Regions from separate parts of the Homo sapiens genome. Here region 1 is linked to region 2. Evidence: chromatin contacts called from ENCODE Hi-C data. All regions are on one chromosome and are shown on one strand. Each heading gives the region's core, a stretch centred on a gene start or an enhancer-like site at or near the end of the contact. The rest is flanking DNA. Distances are from core to core; before and after follow the strand shown. Region 1 overlaps ADGRG4 (adhesion G protein-coupled receptor G4). Region 2 holds the start of HTATSF1 (HIV-1 Tat specific factor 1).

The links. A loop is a pair of places that touch in the nucleus more often than their neighbours do. Pooled maps may share reads with other maps.
Region 1: a loop to region 2 is called in a map of PC-9, with 3 times the contacts of the local background. The contact joins the enhancer-like site here to the promoter of HTATSF1 in region 2. A Hi-C loop is called at or near these places in 3 of 168 maps with a recorded cell type or tissue (Calu3, PC-3 and PC-9) and 5 of 50 pooled maps.

Annotation. Positions count from the first base shown.
Region 1 is chrX:136,392,456-136,397,234 of GRCh38, forward strand. It overlaps ADGRG4 (adhesion G protein-coupled receptor G4), which reads left to right. Exons shown (of 26, transcript NM_153834.4): 18 at 1,080-1,125; 19 at 2,935-3,038. Among named protein-coding and RNA genes, the nearest start is that of BRS3, 93 kb to the right of the region's middle. Within about 2 kb of position 3,021, at least 2 of the 41 ENCODE cell types and tissues checked have a DNase peak (open chromatin) inside an H3K27ac peak, as active enhancers do; they include PC-3 and PC-9, where a contact is called at or near this core.
Region 2 is chrX:136,496,109-136,500,586 of GRCh38, forward strand. HTATSF1 (HIV-1 Tat specific factor 1) reads left to right here and starts at 1,484. Exons shown (of 9, transcript NM_014500.5): 1 at 1,484-1,762; 2 at 3,490-3,670; 3 at 4,050-4,097. The coding sequence starts at 1,577. RefSeq lists a silencer at 825-1,494.

The DNA.
Region 1 (4,779 bases), core at 1,771-4,270, 100 kb before region 2:
TTAATGAGGAATGTCCTATTCCAGGTAGCAAATGTGTGTTATAATTGGAACCTTCCAGAAATAATGCCTTATCCTAAAGTGATAGGGAATGATGGGCATTCTAGCACTGTGACAGATTGGTGGGGCAGTGACTGGATCTTTTGGATGTCCCATCACACTAAATGACATGTGATTCCATTTATTTTTGAGCGAGACAAGCAACTTCACTCAAAATAATTGAATATTTGTATTACTTGAATTTCCAGAAATAACATTAAAACGTGTATGAATTATCACCAAAGAACTAAAAGCATAGTCATATGGCATAACATAAGCTATATATTACTAAATAATCAACTTTAGCCTAAGTACAAGTATGAATGACTATTCCATTATTTGACGTTAGTGTATGGCCAGTGTGACGTCTCAATAGATTTCTCAGTTCCCAGTCTAAAAGACCATATAGTTCAGCATACTTTTCACTGGTCTTGATTCTAGAAGGGAAGAAGAGAAGGAAGAGAGGGAGAGGAAATTTAAAGAAACAAATACCAAATGAAACGTGTTAGATAGGTAAGATCTCTCAATTTGGTCTGGGCTACAGCACTTCAATTATCCCCGGTAACTAATTGCTCCTTGCCTGCAGTTTCCTGGAGACTACAGGAGCTGGTGAAGTCTTAGGAATGTTCTGTAGGCCTAATGATGGGGCAGATCAAATTTCTGTCCATAAGGCTTGATCTCAGCGGTGAGCCCCGAATTCCAAAGCTCCAGAAGGAACACATCAGCCCTGCATTGACTATCCATAGCCTTGTACCAGAAGGGCATGGCAATTTTTAATACTACCAAATATTTTAAAGGACATATCAGATCACCAGCCGGTGACATGCTGTTTTCTCACTTGTAAATCCAGAGTTAGATGGTGGAGTTAGTCTAAAAGCCAATTCACAAATGGCCCAAATGTGTATGTGTATGTGTGTGTGCATGTCAGTGTGTGCATGTTTACCATGGGAAAAAATATTGGGAAGAAAACACTTATGTGTATATGTTACTATATGGTAAATATCACAAGGCAAGATGTTTACCTCTGATTTCTTTTTTTCCAGAATTATGGTCAAGTTCACTGTGCCTTTTGGGATTTTGAGAATAATAGTAAGTATTTTTGTTAGCAACTTTGACTTTGCCCCAGACCATTTTCCCACTTGGCAGTTAAATGGGAGGGGGTTGTGCTGAAACTACTGTCTTATCAGACCCTACAGAGCATTCTGAATGACCAAGATACAGGATATGATTTTTATATCAAATTAGGGCATGGGAATTAAGACAACTTTCCTTTTTGATAGGTAAGATCTCTCAATTGGTGCTGGGGCTACAGTGCTCCAATCATGCCCAATAACTAATTGCTCCTTACCTGCAGTTTCCTGAAGATTATAGGAGCTTATTACAAGTATCTTAGGCCCCAAAAATAATTATTTGGAAAATCAGAAAAATTACACAACTCGAGGGTAAGCAAAGTTGGAAGAAAGAAATTTGGAAGGCCCAGCGCAGAGTAGCCTTGAACTGTTTGAAGAAAGTTGAGGAAGGAATACCTGGTTCTTTATCTGTGCTCTCCCACAGGGTTTTGCAAGATCTATGATCTCCTTCCCTTTTTTTTTCCTCACCTCTTTTAGACTGACTGTGTGACCTTGGGTAGACAATTTACCCCCTCTGAGCCCCAGTCTTTTTATCTTTTCATTGAGGAGATGAAACTTCTTGGTTGGTCTCTAAGGACCCTACTTGCTTGAATAAGCATGAGTCTTTGGAGACAGACAGTAGAAGACTGGGAATGGTCATTGCTGACTGGGTTGCTCTTAGCATTGCCATCTTCACTGGAAATATCCAGGGTTATCACCAAATCTCAGAGAATTTCCACACAGAATAAATTTCCCTAAGAACGCCAGGAGTGGCTAAGTGAGGAGTCCTTCTGCCTGTGGAAACTCTGCCTGGAACCTTTCCCTTTTTCACTATCCTTGGAATTCTGGGACAAAATGGAAATTCTCTTCCCATTCGGCTCCCTAGAGTATAAGAATACTACTTCTTTCTGACAAACAAAAATAACACTGCCCTTTCCTGATCCCCTCCAAGTCTCTCAGGATAAAACTCTATAAAGCGATGAGCTTTGTCCCCTACAACCTCAATATGTTGATCTCTATGTTCATTAACGCAAATTGCTGGGGTACTCCCAGGTCACCCTTTGCCCCTGCACCTCTGCCCCGTGGATCTAGAACCTCTGGAATCTATGGCATTATCCCAGATGGACAAATGTTGACCAAACTTAGCTGCCTGCCCGGGGATAACCCCTTTGGTCTAGTGCCACTTGGGAAGTTCTAGTCTCAAATCTGATCTAGTACCTGAGATCTACAGGTTGTGGAGGTATGAGTGTTAGTTCTAAACCTGAGTGTGCTCAGAAGAAACTAGCCAGATGTCTAGTAGAGCAGAGGCTCTAATTGGCCCTGCAGAGCTCCAGACCATGATCTGACTTTGATTGAAAGCACTTGAGACCCTTTGAATTGCGGGTTCAGCTGGGTGTTCAGATGTCTATTCCAGTCCCTCTGAGTAAGCTCAAGTACCAGCTTATATTCCATACGTCCATGTCCTTAAAAATATTCTAGATCTGCTTGCTTCCTATTTATTGGCTACTTAAAAAAAAGTTCATGGTTAGAGTCTGTCCTAATTTGTAGAGGTATGGTACAAGAACAGGAAAAGGGAGAGCCGAAGAAGTTGTGCCATTTACGAAGTCCCCAAAAAGTCAATTTAGTCTGTTAGACTTAATTTAATTTCAGTGTTCAATTATACCCCTAATCTTGCTATCTCAGCAAATAATATTAATTATAACACACGTTTGGATAGTGAATATAATGAAAAGTTAAACATTTCTGAGAAAAACAAAATTGCTTTGAAATTTCCTTCTGTCTCCTACAGATGGGCTGGGTGGATGGAATTCGTCAGGCTGTAAAGTAAAGGAAACAAATGTAAATTACACAATCTGTCAGTGTGACCACCTCACCCATTTTGGAGTCTTAATGGTGAGTTGTCTCTTAGTCACTCCTCGATGGAAGTTTGACAATTTTTATTAGACCAGTAATATATGTGTGAACTGTTATTAAAAAATGGTATGCATTTGGAAAAAAATCCCCCTTCCAATTTGTTCATCCAAAGTAGATCAGATTGAGACAAATATTTATTTATTTATTCTCCTTATAAAATTAATGCTTGCTTCTCAAATTTCAAACAGTACAGAAAAGGTCCCTTTAACCTCCCTCCCAAGTGATCACCACCTTTAACAGGCTAACATGTATATTCATTTAGGTTCTTTTCCTGTGTATATAGGAATGTACATTTTTGTTTTATAAACATGGTATCAAATTATTCATACTGTTTTTACCGATTGCTTTTCTCATTTAACAATATATATTGCACAACTTTCAGGCAAATGTGTATGTATCTATTATACTTCAATTTTTAAAATACCTTTATAGTATACCATTGCTTGGGTTTAACACAATAAATTTAACTAATCCCTGACTAGTGGACATTATAGCTGTTGCTGTTTTTCTCATTATAAATATTGCTGTAATACACATTCTTACTCATGTATCTTCAAACATTGGTGTAAGTATTTTTGCAGGATAAGTTGACAGAAGTAGAATTGCTGGATTAAAGGGTCTGGTCATTAAAATATTTAAATTTAAGAAGGATCATAAGTATTTGCTGAGTTTTTCTTCCAAATGACTCTCAAATGTATTCCTTTTTCTCTACCCGCATCAGAATACTTTCCTGGATTTCTTAGGTAACTTTATTACATACTGTTATCTGAATGTGTCATATGTTACTTATTCCTACAAAGAATGGTTAGCTTTTTGAGGGCTGTGGGTCTGTTTTATATTTATTTATTTTACATATATATATATATATATATGTATGTATATATATATATTTTTTTTTTGAGATGGAGTCTTGCTCTGTCACCCAGGCTGGAGTGCAGTGGTTCTATCTTGGCTCACTGCAAGCTCCGCCTCCCTGGCAGAGGTGGGAAGAATCACCTGAGTCCAGGGAGGTTGAGGCTGCAGTAGGCCGTGGTCAGGCCACTGCACTCCAGCCTGGGCAAAAGAGTGAGAACCTGTCCCAAAAAAAAAAAAAAAAAGAGAGAGAGAGAGAGAGACCAGGGTTCTTGTTCCAGCTCTGTCTGTAACTAACTATGTGATCTTGGTAAGGTTGTTTCCCTCTTTTGGATCTTAGATTTTCTTCTGAAATGTGAATGACTGGAATACACCAGGGTTTCTCAATCTTGGCACTATAGATATTCTGGCCAAATAGTTCTGTCTTTTTTTTTTTTTTTCTTAACGGAGTCTTGCTCTGTCACCAGGCTGGAGTGCAGTGGTGCAATCTCGGGTCACTGCAACTTCTACCTCCTGGTTTCAAGTGATACTCCTGCCTCAGCCTCCCCAGTAGCTGGGATTACAGGTGCCCACCACCACACCCAGCTAACTTTTGTATTTTTTAAGTAGGGACGGGGTTTCACCATTTTGGCCAGGATGGTCTCAATCTCCTGACCTCGTGATCTGTCCACCTCAGCCTCCCAAGGTGCTGAGATTACAGGCATGAGCCACCCCGCCCGGCCCCAAATAATTCTTTGTCGTGGGGGATTGTTCTGTGCATTGTGAGAAGTTTAGCAGCATCCTTGGTCTTTCCCCACTAGATGCCAGTAGCACTCTCCCCAGTTGTGACAACCAAAAATGTCTCCAGATACTGCCAAATGTCCCTGGG
Region 2 (4,478 bases), core at 234-2,733:
AATTAGTATTTTTTAACAGCCGCTTTCATTTTTGTGCAGAAATATTGGTAAGTATAAACCACAAACAAACGTTTTTTGGGGTTTTCAATGTTTTAGTGTAAAGAGGACCTGGAACCAAAAAGTTTGAGAACTGCTGTCCTCCAGCATCTCATATCTGTCAGGTGCCAACCATCTTAATTCTGTCTCCCCTGAGCTGTGCCTGTCTTGTCAACTCCTGGGTCGCCAGAGCCTCACGCAGTGCCCTGCACTTAGTAGGGGCTCAATAAATACCTGCCCAACTTAAAAATATGGACCTTTTCCTTTTCAGCAATGAGTGTAATTCCTGAAAACAAAGTTCTGTTTAGAACAAAAAGTATGCTGTGTCTTTCTAAAAGAATGACAAAGAAGCGGAGTTTCCCGGCCAATAAAGCTGGTGTTTACACTGGGATGTTTACATTTATGCTTAAGTTTCAAGTTCGAAGCTCGAGCGCCACTGAAATCTGCAGTACAAGAGGCAGGCAACTGCTGCCCTTTCCATCCTTCCCACGGAGTCGAACTCCAGCCAGAGGAAGGTATGAGACCGATAAAGGAGAAGGCTGACACCAGAAAAAGAAAGTTGGCCCTTCTACCCCTCATTCGTTCATTCATTCGCTCATTCCGCATTAGACACCAGAGCCGGTGCCAGGAGTTTAGGCTACCAAGATGAACAAGATCCGGTGTCTATCCCCGGGTGTCGTAAAGAAACAAGTAAAAGACGCGGTTCCTGAGCGGGGGAGGGGCCTTTGGGCGAAGGAGGCGCGTCGTTTTCTCGAAGCCAGAGAAATTTGTCCTGTCCGCCCCACCCACTCCCCTAAGATGGCGCCCTCGCGAAACCCGCCCGGCCACCCCCGCGAGGGAATATTCCCACGCCTTCCTTCCGTTTCCCTCCCGGGCCGGCCGATCCGCCGGGGACCCCGCGGAGCTCAAGGCCCTTGAGGCGCCGCGGGATCCCAGTGGCCCTCGCCCCGCCCCAAACCCGACCCCGGTGGGCGTCGACGCGCAGCAGCAGCGGGTCCCCCCAACCCCGGCGCCCCGCCTCCCCGGGCCTCGCGCCGCATGCCGGCGTCGGCGCTTTTTGACGCCATAGTGGGCGTGTCGGCGCGACCCGCGACGTCGCCACGCGCCGACAATGGCGGCTGCGTCGGCCTGAGCAGGGCTTAGTTTAGAAGTAATTTCCTGACGTTGCCGAGGGAGCCGCAGTCGCCTCAGATCCGGTCGGCGGCGGCGGCGGTGGCGGCGGCGGCAGCGCGCCTGCGCGCTCCCGCAGCGCCCTGGACCTAGCGGCGGTGCCGAGGCCCGGCGGAGCAAGCCAGGTGGGCGGCGGCGCGGCCGAGCTCACAGCATCAGCGCGCGCGCGCGGTGGGCGGGCAGAGAGGGGGGCGGTGCAGCCGCCGAGCGGCCGCGATTTCCCGGGGACTGCTGGGGCGCAGCGGGGAGGCGGGCCGGGGGGCGGCGGGGCGCGAGCAGAGCGCGGTTGACCTCCCTTTCTCTGCTCAGCTCCAGCGTCATTTCGGCCTCTTAGTTCTTCTGAACCCTGCTCCTGAGCTAGGTAGGAAACATGAGCGGCACCAACTTGGATGGGAACGATGAGTTTGATGAGCAGTTGCGAATGCAAGAATTGTACGGAGACGGCAAGGATGGTGACACCCAGACCGATGCCGGCGGAGAACCCGATTCTCTCGGGCAGCAGCCGACGGACACTCCCTACGAGTGGGACCTGGACAAAAAGGCTTGGTTCCCCAAGGTAGGAGAGTGCCACGGGCGCCACTGCAGAGCGGGCCGCCTGGCCAGCCTCGCGGGGCACTCCTTTTACGTTTGCTTTGCTGAGATCCTTGGTCCTTGGTCCTAGCCCCCTTGAATAGCGACGCTTCTTTTTGTTGTGTTTGTTGGGGCACCGATGTGTAAAAGAACGTAAATCTTTAGGGTAGTGTCTTAAATGTAATTTTTAAGTCTTTTCTATGCTTTATTAATCTTGTCTGTGAAGGTCACAGTTGATTATTACATGACTGCTTTTTATTGCAAAGAGGAAAAATACCAAGAACAAATTTAGTAGCTGTCCATTTCTGGTAGCCAACCCCACTTGTCCTAGGAACTCAGATGTTTAGCTTATGTACTATGTGCAAAATGCAGTTTCTTGATTTCTTTTTTAAAGTAGCTGTTTATATAGCTTTACTAATTGAACTTTCTTTGCACCTTGCTTTACTTTCCTAGTAAATTTTGTCCCTAGGCATATATGTTTGAACCATATAACCACAGGAATAAGACTGGAGATACACAGAATACAGATGGAAAATCTGTGTATGTTTGTTTGGAATACTTGGAAATTGCTAAGTATTTTTATTTCAGCTTCGAAGTAAAATAACTAATGTTAAACTTGATTCTGTAAACTTTGTGGTAAAAGTGCCCTTTTAATCTGGCTCTCATGAGCAGGAAAGGGCACACTAATAGCACACAAATTGACTTGCAAGTCAATGATACAAAACCTGTCTCCACTGCGCGACTGGACTGCTATTGTAAAAATTCTTTTGCAACTTTTCTTTCCCATTCTGTATTTGTATATATATTCCAATCCCTCCAGATTGTTAAAATTTACGATTTCACTTCTGTGTTGGTAGTGCTAGTTTGAGTGCAGATTTGGTTTCTTCAGCATTCTGAATACTTTTAACAAAGGTGTGATAATGGATTAATGTGTGACTTTATCCTTTTATGTTGTTGAAGCCCATACCTCTTCAAACTTTGGGTTTTACATTTTCCCCATTCCATGCCTGCCTAATATTGATTGGTATGATGATATAACTATATTTCTTTCGTTTTGCAATAACGCTTTTCCCCCAAAGGGGAGGAAGATAGATATGAGTTGGATTTGTCTTTAATTTGTTCTGATACTAAAATATAACGTCATTTAATTTGTGATAAAGTTAAAATGAGCATTTAGTTTTACAATTGTTAACCCCATTCTTTATATACCAAATCAGAGTTCTGTTCTGTGTGCTCTCTGCATACAGATATTTAAGTACTTATTGTACATGTATATTGGTGCATCTGTACAGTAAGAGAAAATTGGATTCTGTGGTTAGATTATTCATTGACTGTTGGTTTTTATTGTTTTATTATCTGGTTCTTCCTTTGTTGTATGTATTTGTAGCCTTAGTCAAGTAGTGTAGAGAGGTAGTAATTAATAAATGAAACAACTAGAAAAGGTGCCAGCATCACTTAAAATGCTTTAAATCGTATCTCAGACTTTTGCATTGATCATCTAAGTACTTGTGTCTTATTTTTTATCACCGTATGCACAATTTTCTATAGAAGGTGACTATTCTTGCATTTATACCTTAATAACTACAACTATTATCCACAGAAACACTTTTGTGTTAAGTTGTATAACTATGCTGTAAAAACACAATTTAAACTTCTTATGAGTGGAAATAATTTTGAATTTCTCTGTCCGGGTCTGTTGAATTGCTTGTGTAGATTACTGAAGATTTCATTGCTACATATCAGGCCAATTATGGCTTCTCTAACGATGGCGCATCTAGTTCTACCGCAAATGTTGAAGATGTCCATGCTAGGACTGCAGAGGAACCTCCACAAGAAAAAGCCCCGGAACCCACTGATGCCAGAAAGAAGGGAGAAAAAAGAAAGGCTGAGTCAGGTAAGTGGTTCTAGCTTACAAATTTTAAGTGTAAAAATTAAAAATATGGGTGTGCATAGGTACAGTTGCTTTTTCGAGAATTATAATAGCTTTGAAGGAATAAGGTGAGTTTTTTCTTTAAGGTAGTGTCAGTTATAAAGAATCAAGATAAACTGGCCATCTTTTTTCCAGATAGGGCTCTAAAACTAATTATTTCTCAAAAGATTTAAATCTTTTGAAAGCTGGGTAGTGATTTGAGTTAGTTTATCTTGGTCTTTTAAGAGTAACAGAAAGGTCGTCCTGGAAGTTTCAAGAAACTGCTGCTTTGTCAAGATTCCATAATATGACTCTTATCTTTTTTTGCAAGTGTTTTATTTATTTAATTAATTTTGATTTCTAGGATGGTTTCATGTTGAAGAAGACAGAAATACAAATGTATACGTGTCTGGTATGTATAACTTTTTAAACAGGTTTAAGGTAGGAAATACTTAATTTTGAGATTTTTCACGAAGTGATTTTTAGCTTTCAGTTTCTCCAGAGTCCATTTTTTATCATTGTGTCATTTTTTGTTCAGCCATTTATATTAGTAAGGAATATGTGTGTTCATTACAGAACCAAGAAATTTAGTGTGTAACTTTGCATACCAACCTTTAGGCCTGGTTAATGTAACTTACAGCAGTGTGTCCCTTCCCATTCAGTGAGGCCCTCAAGAAAGCATAATTTTAATGTATATTTGAACACACAAAAATGTGAAATTTCTTCAGTTCCGTAAATGTAAAACTTTTACATACATTTAGAAAATCAACATTGCATTCACCTAAGTTATAGA